Regions from separate parts of the Homo sapiens genome. Here region 1 is linked to region 2. Evidence: chromatin contacts called from ENCODE Hi-C or POLR2A ChIA-PET data. All regions are on one chromosome and are shown on one strand. The core of a region is the stretch at or near the end of the contact, and the rest is flanking DNA. Distances in the headings are between cores, read along the strand shown.

Region 1 (4,105 bases), core at 382-2,881, 330 kb after region 2:
GTGTGTGTGAGACACAGAAGGAGAGAGAAACAGAAAGAGAGAGAGAGACAGAAAGAGAGAGAGAGAGAGTGTGTGTGTGTGTGTGTGTGTGTGCAGAGAGAGAGTACAGAGGAGGGAAAGGAGCAGAGGAGAAGAGAGGGAGGGAAGAGAAGGAGAGGGGAGAGAAAGAGGGGGAGGGAGGCATGGAAAAATACTGATAGAAAATAAAAATTTGTCAGTTTTCTCCAACTATGAAGGAAATTTTTCTTCTTTTTTCTTTCCTTTTTTATTTTAGCAACTAAGTACTTTTATAATCATTTAAAAAAATCTTAATGCCTTTACCTTGAGACATGATGGAAAAATGTTACAGGTACAAAATGTAGAAATTTAACCAGTGTTTAGAATTCTGACCTCAGGAACATGTGTATGACCTATTTTTAAAACCATAGCATTTTTTCTTGGTATGTTTCCGTGATTGGAATCAATTTTGTAAGTGCATGCTACAAAGTGACAAGAATCACTCAATTTTTGTTGTTGTTGTGGATGATTATCAACAATATTCCAGTGGGAGGTACTGTAATTGGTATTGCTCTGTAAAACAGAATTATGCATATAACACGTGTTTGTGAAACCTACTGCATATCCAGCCCAACACAGATGTACTTGCTATACAGACTATTGTTAAGCATATGTTTTGCTTCAGAAGATAAAGCTAAAAGAATAAAAAAAGATAATTTCTGGAAAAAAACATTGTTCAAACAATATAGAACTAAATTATAAAATTTTAGTATAATTTATATGTTGTTTCAAATACAGCTAAATATTTATGAACTAGCAAAGTCAGGTGAAAATTCATGAGGAAGATAGAATGGGTTTTAGCTTTGAAAATGAAGAAGAAAAAGAGGAAGAAGAGAAAGGAAGAAGAAGGAGGAGGAAGAAGAAACGGATATAAATAGAGCATATGCTTACGTGAAGCATTGTGCTTTGCACAGGTTATCTCGTTTAGTCTTCAAAGAGCATTATAAGAAATACAATTTTCTTAATTTTATAGATAAGTAAACCTACCTGTAAGAAAGATAGGATTCCAACCCTGCCACACTGTTTTCAGATTTATTTTATTCTCATTTTCTGCCCTAATTCTAATAATCAGATAATTTTGGGTAAGACCATCAAAGATGATTAATACACACACACACACACACACACACACACACACACACACACACACACACAAACACCCCACCAGATTGCCCAGAATTTCCTTTCCTAATTGACTGTACTGTTCTCTATCCATTTGTCAAGAGTTGGCTGGTTCATCTTGAACACCCTAATATCAAGCATTTGTCGAATTATGAGTAAGACTGCCAAGAATTTTTAAATTGCCAAAAAATCTAAACATGTATCAGAATAAACTGGGAGCTTGTGAAAACTACAGATTCATAGATCTTCAAGCTCCAGGTATTTTCATTTTATTTGTCAAGAAATTTCTTAAAATCTGTGGTTTACAGAAATTCTCACTAACGCAGCCTTGCTAGAAGAGCACTTGAGATTAATAGCTTGTACCTTACCCATGGATCCGTTGTCCCAAGTCTTAGCTAACTCTACTAACATAATCTCTCTCAAGTCATATCATCTCTGAGGCCATTCTTTTATTCACTTCACAGGCAAACTTTTAATGATGACCACCTATGAGTCAGCCACTGTGCCAAACTCTGAAATTTAAAGAAAGTGCCTTCTTTTACAATGTTCATTATTGACAGAGAGAGATAGTGAGCCAAAAAGCACAGTCCAGTAGGTATCAGAGTTGGTTTATGCCTAAGGATTGGAGAGATCATATAAGAGGGACATTGCAATTTCCTGGCTTCCATCACTTTCATTGGCTCTTCCTTTTGGTGTTTCTTCCCATGCAGTCTTCTGGAGGTTTTATTTACATCATTTCATTTAATCTTTACAACACTATCAAAAAGACAAACAGTAGTAATTTCTTAGGATAAGGAAACTATGACTAAGAGGAATTTAAACAATTATCCAAATATATACACCTAAATAATAGAGAGAGCATGCAAAACAACAGCTGTCCAAAAGTAAAAAACTATACCCTTTACACTTTGCAAATTGCCAACAATGTTGAAGAGGTTTATCTCAGAAAGTGAATAGTACAGCCAATCCTTTGTCCCAGGCAACAGCTTGAATTTTAAGCTCTTCTCCGAGTTTGAATAAGTAACACATCCAGTCAATTTGAACAGTGTATGTCTTGCTTGGTGAGCAATGAGTTATTTTACAGTGACTAGAATTCAAAGTCAGACACAGCCTCCTTCATTGTTGGCTCACATTTGCTTTGGCCTCTGGTATGAGTCAAACCACAACTCATGTTCTTTTCCCAGGAAGCCATTTCATTTCCTTTCATTAGAACCTGTGCCCATATTGTTTGCACATTGCTGTTCATAAAATATTTTGTGGTGTATCAAGAAAATAAAATTGCAGATTAAAAGACTGAACTGAAATTATATCATATTCAAGCAAATCCTTCCTCCATAAGGTAAAATATTTGCTGTAGTACTAGTGAATCTTATTTATCAATGTTAAGGTTAAAACTAAGACCTGATTTTAAATCTCACAGCTAGGGTCTACTTTGAAAGAATTAAAAGCCCAGTGAGAGGATCTCATTCTTGTTTATGGCTGAATAGTACTCCATTGTGTGTGTGTACTACATTTTCTTTATCCATTCATCTGTTGATGGATACTTGGGGTGGCTTCCATATCGTGCCTATTGTGAATAGTGCTGCAATGAACATGGAATGCAGACATTTATTTGATATAGTGATTTCTTTAGGTGACACATGTATTTAAATGTAGCATGAGATCAAGATTACATAGCTTTAATGGAGCAAAGTTTAAAACTACCATTCAGAGCTAGCATTTCATCATGGGTATTTGAGTGAAGACAGTGAATCAAGGGAGCATGATCTTGGGGATTAGATTTGAAATTCAAACATTTACTACCACTACTTGAAGAGGGGTAGAGGGAAGACAGTCATAAGGGTTGAAATATAAGTGTTGAGGTATATGAGAACTATGGATTGTGTATGTGCATTTGATTTCCAATTCACCTGCTGTTTTTCATTTTTGTCTCCCGATAATAGACTTTTCCTTCTTGAGATACTGCCACCGGGAATCAAGTAGTAAAAACACACACCACTGGAATCCAGTATCAAAACCACATAAATAAGAAATATATGTGAACTTCTTGCTAATTAGAAAACACTTGGCCAAGCACAGTAGCTCACATCTGTAATCTCAGCACTTTGGGAAGCTGACATGGGATGATCACTTGAGCCCACAAGTTCGAGACCAGCCTGGGCAATGTAGGGAGTTCCCGTGTCTACAAATAATTTTAAAAATTAGCTGTGCCTGGTGGCATGCACCTATGGTCCCAGCAACTTGGGAGGCTGTGGCAGAAGGACCCTCTGAGCCCTGAGCCCAGGAGGTTAAGGCTGCAGTGAGCCGTGATCATGCTACTGCACTCTAGCTTGGGAAACAGAGCAAAATCCTGTCTCAAAAAAAAAAGAAAAAGAAAAGAAAGAAAAAAAAAGAAAAAGAAAAAAGAAAAGAACAGTGTATGTTTAATTTTTAAAATGTACTCCTAACATAGAAAAATTTCCCAGATATTTGAAGCATTCTGAAGTCTTACCAAATATCCCAAAAGAAATGCTAAACTAAAATTCATACCTAATAAATTCCAGCTATTTCCCAGAATTAATCTGATGGGTCATAGCAAAAAAAAGTTTTAATATTTTATGTAACAAACAATTCTTTTTTCATTTTCCTGGTAGATTAATTCAGCCTGACCTCACTACTAACAAATTCTGCTTCAAATAATTTTTGTTTTTCTTTGTTCTTGAAGTTTAGGAATGAATTCTCTTCACTCATTTTATTCAATTTCTCCAATAGTTTTATTCATATTATCTGATAATAAAATAACGTAATTCCGTTTTTATCTTGTGCAACCATACCAATAATTTATTGTAAGGAATTTGAAATACAAAAACTTTTGAATACAAATAATCATGGCTAGAGCTGCTAGTGAATAAGATATGAGCAATTTCATTGAAAGCCTATTCTGAGG
Region 2 (4,103 bases), core at 956-3,455:
GGTTTTATCTCAGCTTTATTGAAATATAATTGAGAAATAAAAATTGTATAAATTTAAAGTGTACAAGGTGATATTTTAATATACATACACACTGTAAAGTGATTACCACAATCAAGCTAACATATTCATCACTCCACAGAGTTATATTTTTTTGTTTGTAGTGCTGAGAACCTTTAAGATCTATTTTTACCAAATTTCAAGTATCTAATGTTGCCACTGAAAGTAATGGCAAACTGCAATTACTTCTGCACCAGACTAATATTATTATTATTATTATTATTATTATTATTATTAACTATAGTTACCATGCTGTACATTTGATCTCCAGAATTTATTCATCTTATACTGAAAGCTTGTACTCTTTGACCAATCCCCCCTTTCCCTAATCCCCCAGCCCTTGGCAACCATCTCCAGTCTCTGTTTCTATGAGTTTCTCTTCAGATTCCACATGTAAGTGAGATCATGTGGTATTTGTCTTGCAGTGTCTGGCTTATTTCACTTAGGATAATGTCCTCTAAGTTCATCCATGGCAGGATTTCCTTCTCTTTTAAGGTTGAATAATATTTCATTGTATATAAACATAAATATAAATACACACACACCATTTTTTCTTTATCCATTCATTCATCAATGGACACAAGTTGTTTCCCTTTTGGCTATTGTGAATAAACTGCAGTGAAAATAGAAGTGAAGATATATTTTCAAGAACTGTTTTTAATTCCTTTGGATACATACTCAGCAGTGAGGTGGGATTGCTGGATCATATTGTAGCTCTATTTTTAATTTTTTGAGGAACCTGTATACTCTTTTTTATAATAGCTATAGCAATTTAGAATCCTATCAACAGTATAAGGGTTTCTTTTCTCCACATTCTTGCCAACACTTGTCATTTGGCTTTTTGATAATAGCCATCCTAAGAAGTGTGAGGTGATGCCTCATTGTGGTTTTGATTTGCATTTTCCTGATGATTAATGATGTTGAGCACAGCACTTTTTCATACATTATAAAGCTACAGTAATCAAAACTGTATGTTACTGTCACAAAAACCAACACATAAACCAACAGAATAGAATGGAGAGTTCAGAAATAAAGCCATGCATGGGTACAAAAGTACTAAGGATACACAAGGGGAAAGCATAGTCTCTTCAGTAAATGGTGCTTGGAAAACCAGATAACCATATGCAAGAGAATAAAATTGGATTCTTATCTTACACAATACACAAAGTTCAACTCAAAATAGCCTTATACATACATAATATCTGAAGTCGTAAATATCCTAGAGGAAAACACAAGAAAAGCTTCATGACATTAGTCTTGACAATGATTTTATGAATATGACCCTCAAAGCATAGGTAATGAAAAACAAATATAAACAAGTGGGTCTACATCAAACTACAAAGTGTTTGCACAGCACAGGAAACAAACAACAAAATGAAAAGGCAACCTACAGGATGGAAGAAAATATTTACAAACCATATATACAATACATGACTAATAGCCGAAATACGTAAGGAAGTCACGAAAATCAATAGAAAAACATGCGAACAAACACAAGCACCTAAATAAAAATGTGGGTGAAGGGCCTGAATAAACCTTTTTTTAAAGGTCACATGCAAATGACCAACAGATATCTGAAAAAGTGCTCAAAACCAAAGCTCTGTTTTGTCCAGTATCCCCACTCCTATCACAGAGAAATTTGTCACCTTACCTGACAAAAAAAATGAGATCATTTCATCAGCCTCAAAATAAAGGACCCAAGAATATATTCCCAACCAATGTGGGAAATCCCTGCTGGTAGAAGACCATCCAGCAAGTGACGTCATCACCAGAAAGGCATTAAGGGACACAGTTTAAATGTTGCAAAGGATTTTAAAAGAATCAGGAGTGAGATAACACTCAGAAATAATTTTTAGTTTTATTATGTAAGATAATATTACTTTGTCAATGTAAGAAAATATTTTTGTCTTTCAGAGTAGATGCTATATTTGGTTCTGCCTCCCACTCCCCCCACCACTATCCTACTTTATTTCACAGAGGAGTCATTTTGTGGCCTCACAAGAGAGTTGGCCAATTCTGCTGAAAGATTGGCATTGACATTTGCTTGTGGGAGTGCCTGAGGACAGAGAAACCTCCCAGCTTGCATGACTAGGTTGGATAACTTCTTCTTCCTGTTTGCCAATAAACATTATGTTTGGCAGAAAACGGTTAAAGATTTGCTCCTATTGCAGCAGGCTGCCTGTTAATGAGAGGGATGTAGTCTTCCCTTCCCATAGCTGGAGTCTTTTAACACATACTGAAAAAAGACTTCATAGCTTCTAAAGGATCAAATTGGCTTATGTCAGTTTATAACAATAGGATTTTATCATTGACTGGCCATACTGACCTAGTAGTAATAAGATACTTTTCTTCCCGAGCTGTCTCTGAAATAGTAGCTGCTTCATGAACATCTTGTCTGATGAATTATTTTCTTAAATGACTCTCTTTTCTCTCAAAATCTGAAGGTGTTCTAAAAATACTAGCAGTTTAATCCAAGGTCCATTTTGCAAGGACTCTCAGTCAGCATATTTTACAGAGAGAATGGCTGGTGGAGTCATTTTACTAGAAGACATGACATGGCTTGAATTCCCAAATCAGATCACTGCAGGCCAGGTAGCAGGTCTTCTCTTAGCACTTTTCTCTTCACCTTTCCATGCAGCAGAGGGCAGTAGTGAACTGTGCATTTTTCTATGCTTTATTTCCTTTTGAAACATAAGCCAAATACATACAAGAATAATAATACATTTAAAAAATAATATTTAAACTATTCCACATGTATAGTATTTTTGCTTCACTGAACAAACGAATTTACCTGGGCCACAATCCAATAGATAGTAGCTAATTTTAGACTTCAGACTTGTGCTTGTTTGGACAACTTAGAATTTGAGTATAATGTTATATTGCAACTAGTCGTTAACAAATCAGGTGTGAGAAGAAATTAGACATTTCAGTGTTTTCTGAGAAACACAATTTCCTTAAGGAAATGTTGTGGCATAAATGTATTTTAGCTATATTTTAGGCTTAAAACATTGTGTTCTTCAAGGAAAATATCAAATCTTTCACAAAATTCTATCTTCTTTAAAAGTCTTTTTAATAAATTAAATAAAAATGATGTTTATTGTCAAACAACTACATGTATGGAACTAAAAAATTAGAGTTATGCAGTAGGAAAAAAAGCCCTCTGACTCACTTTTTGGTACTCACTATTTCTGTTTACCTGGGCTAGTCAATTTTAGCTTTTTAAAAGTTTCTTATTTTCTGGTATTTACCTATGTATTTGAAAATATCATGTTTATCCTAATATTTCCTTATTTTTTGTCTTAAATGTCATCTGTTGTCTTCCTAGTAAATAAGATGAAAAGTTAGCTCTTTTATACTCCTCTCTAATATCTCCTCTCCATATTCTTCCAAAATATCATTTAAAATTATTCAATCTTGGACCTTGTGCTTCACTCGTAGTAGGCAATTATTAACTATATATCTACTTGCAGGATATTTGAACCACTGAAAGGGGTTTCCAATAAAGAAAAGGTTATTCACATATATTTTAAAACATATGGAATGCAGCTAAGGCTGTGTTTAAGGCAACCTACAGGATGGAAGGCAACCTACAGGATGGAAGGAAAATTTGGAACTCAATCTTTTTTATGTCAATTTTTCCAAAATTGATCTATGGCTTGAATACAATCTCAATCAAAATTCCATCTTTTTTTGAAAATTTGTGCACTTTCTATAATGCAGATCCAGTATACTTATGGTAATCTCAAAAGAGAACAAATGAAAGCTATACAGTACCAGATGTAAAGACCTGTTACAAAAGCACAGCAATTAAGACAATGTAAGATTAGTACAAGCACAATCATACCAATGAACTAAAATATAGAGCCCAGAGACAGTTCCATACATGATATATGAGATGATATGTGACAAAAGCATTGTCGCAGTTCTGCGAGTTAGAAAGATCTAGGTCAACTGGAAATCTATATGGGAAATATGTACTTTGACCTACGATATATGGGATAGGCAAAAATTAGGGGTATATCATATACCTAAATATAAAAAGAAAA

What was found. Hi-C counts contacts between places; a loop is a spot of excess contacts on that map. ChIA-PET counts read pairs that join two places held with the same protein, here RNA polymerase II (POLR2A).
Region 1: a map of PC-3 shows a loop between it and region 2 (10-fold over the local background). The contact joins two enhancer-like sites. A Hi-C loop is called at or near these places in 1 of 168 maps with a recorded cell type or tissue (PC-3). POLR2A ChIA-PET finds 5 or more read pairs at or near these places in 1 of 52 experiments (PC-9).

The regions. Positions count from the first base shown.
Region 1 is chr5:40,044,705-40,048,809 of GRCh38, forward strand. No RefSeq gene overlaps it. Among named protein-coding and RNA genes, the nearest start is that of LINC00603, 5.5 kb to the right of the region's middle. Within about 2 kb of position 1,632, at least 2 of the 41 ENCODE cell types and tissues checked have a DNase peak (open chromatin) inside an H3K27ac peak, as active enhancers do; they include PC-3, where a contact is called at or near this core.
Region 2 is chr5:39,711,591-39,715,693 of GRCh38, forward strand. No RefSeq gene overlaps it. Among named protein-coding and RNA genes, the nearest start is that of LINC02104, 190 kb to the left of the region's middle. Within about 2 kb of position 2,206, at least 3 of the 41 ENCODE cell types and tissues checked have a DNase peak (open chromatin) inside an H3K27ac peak, as active enhancers do; they include PC-3, where a contact is called at or near this core.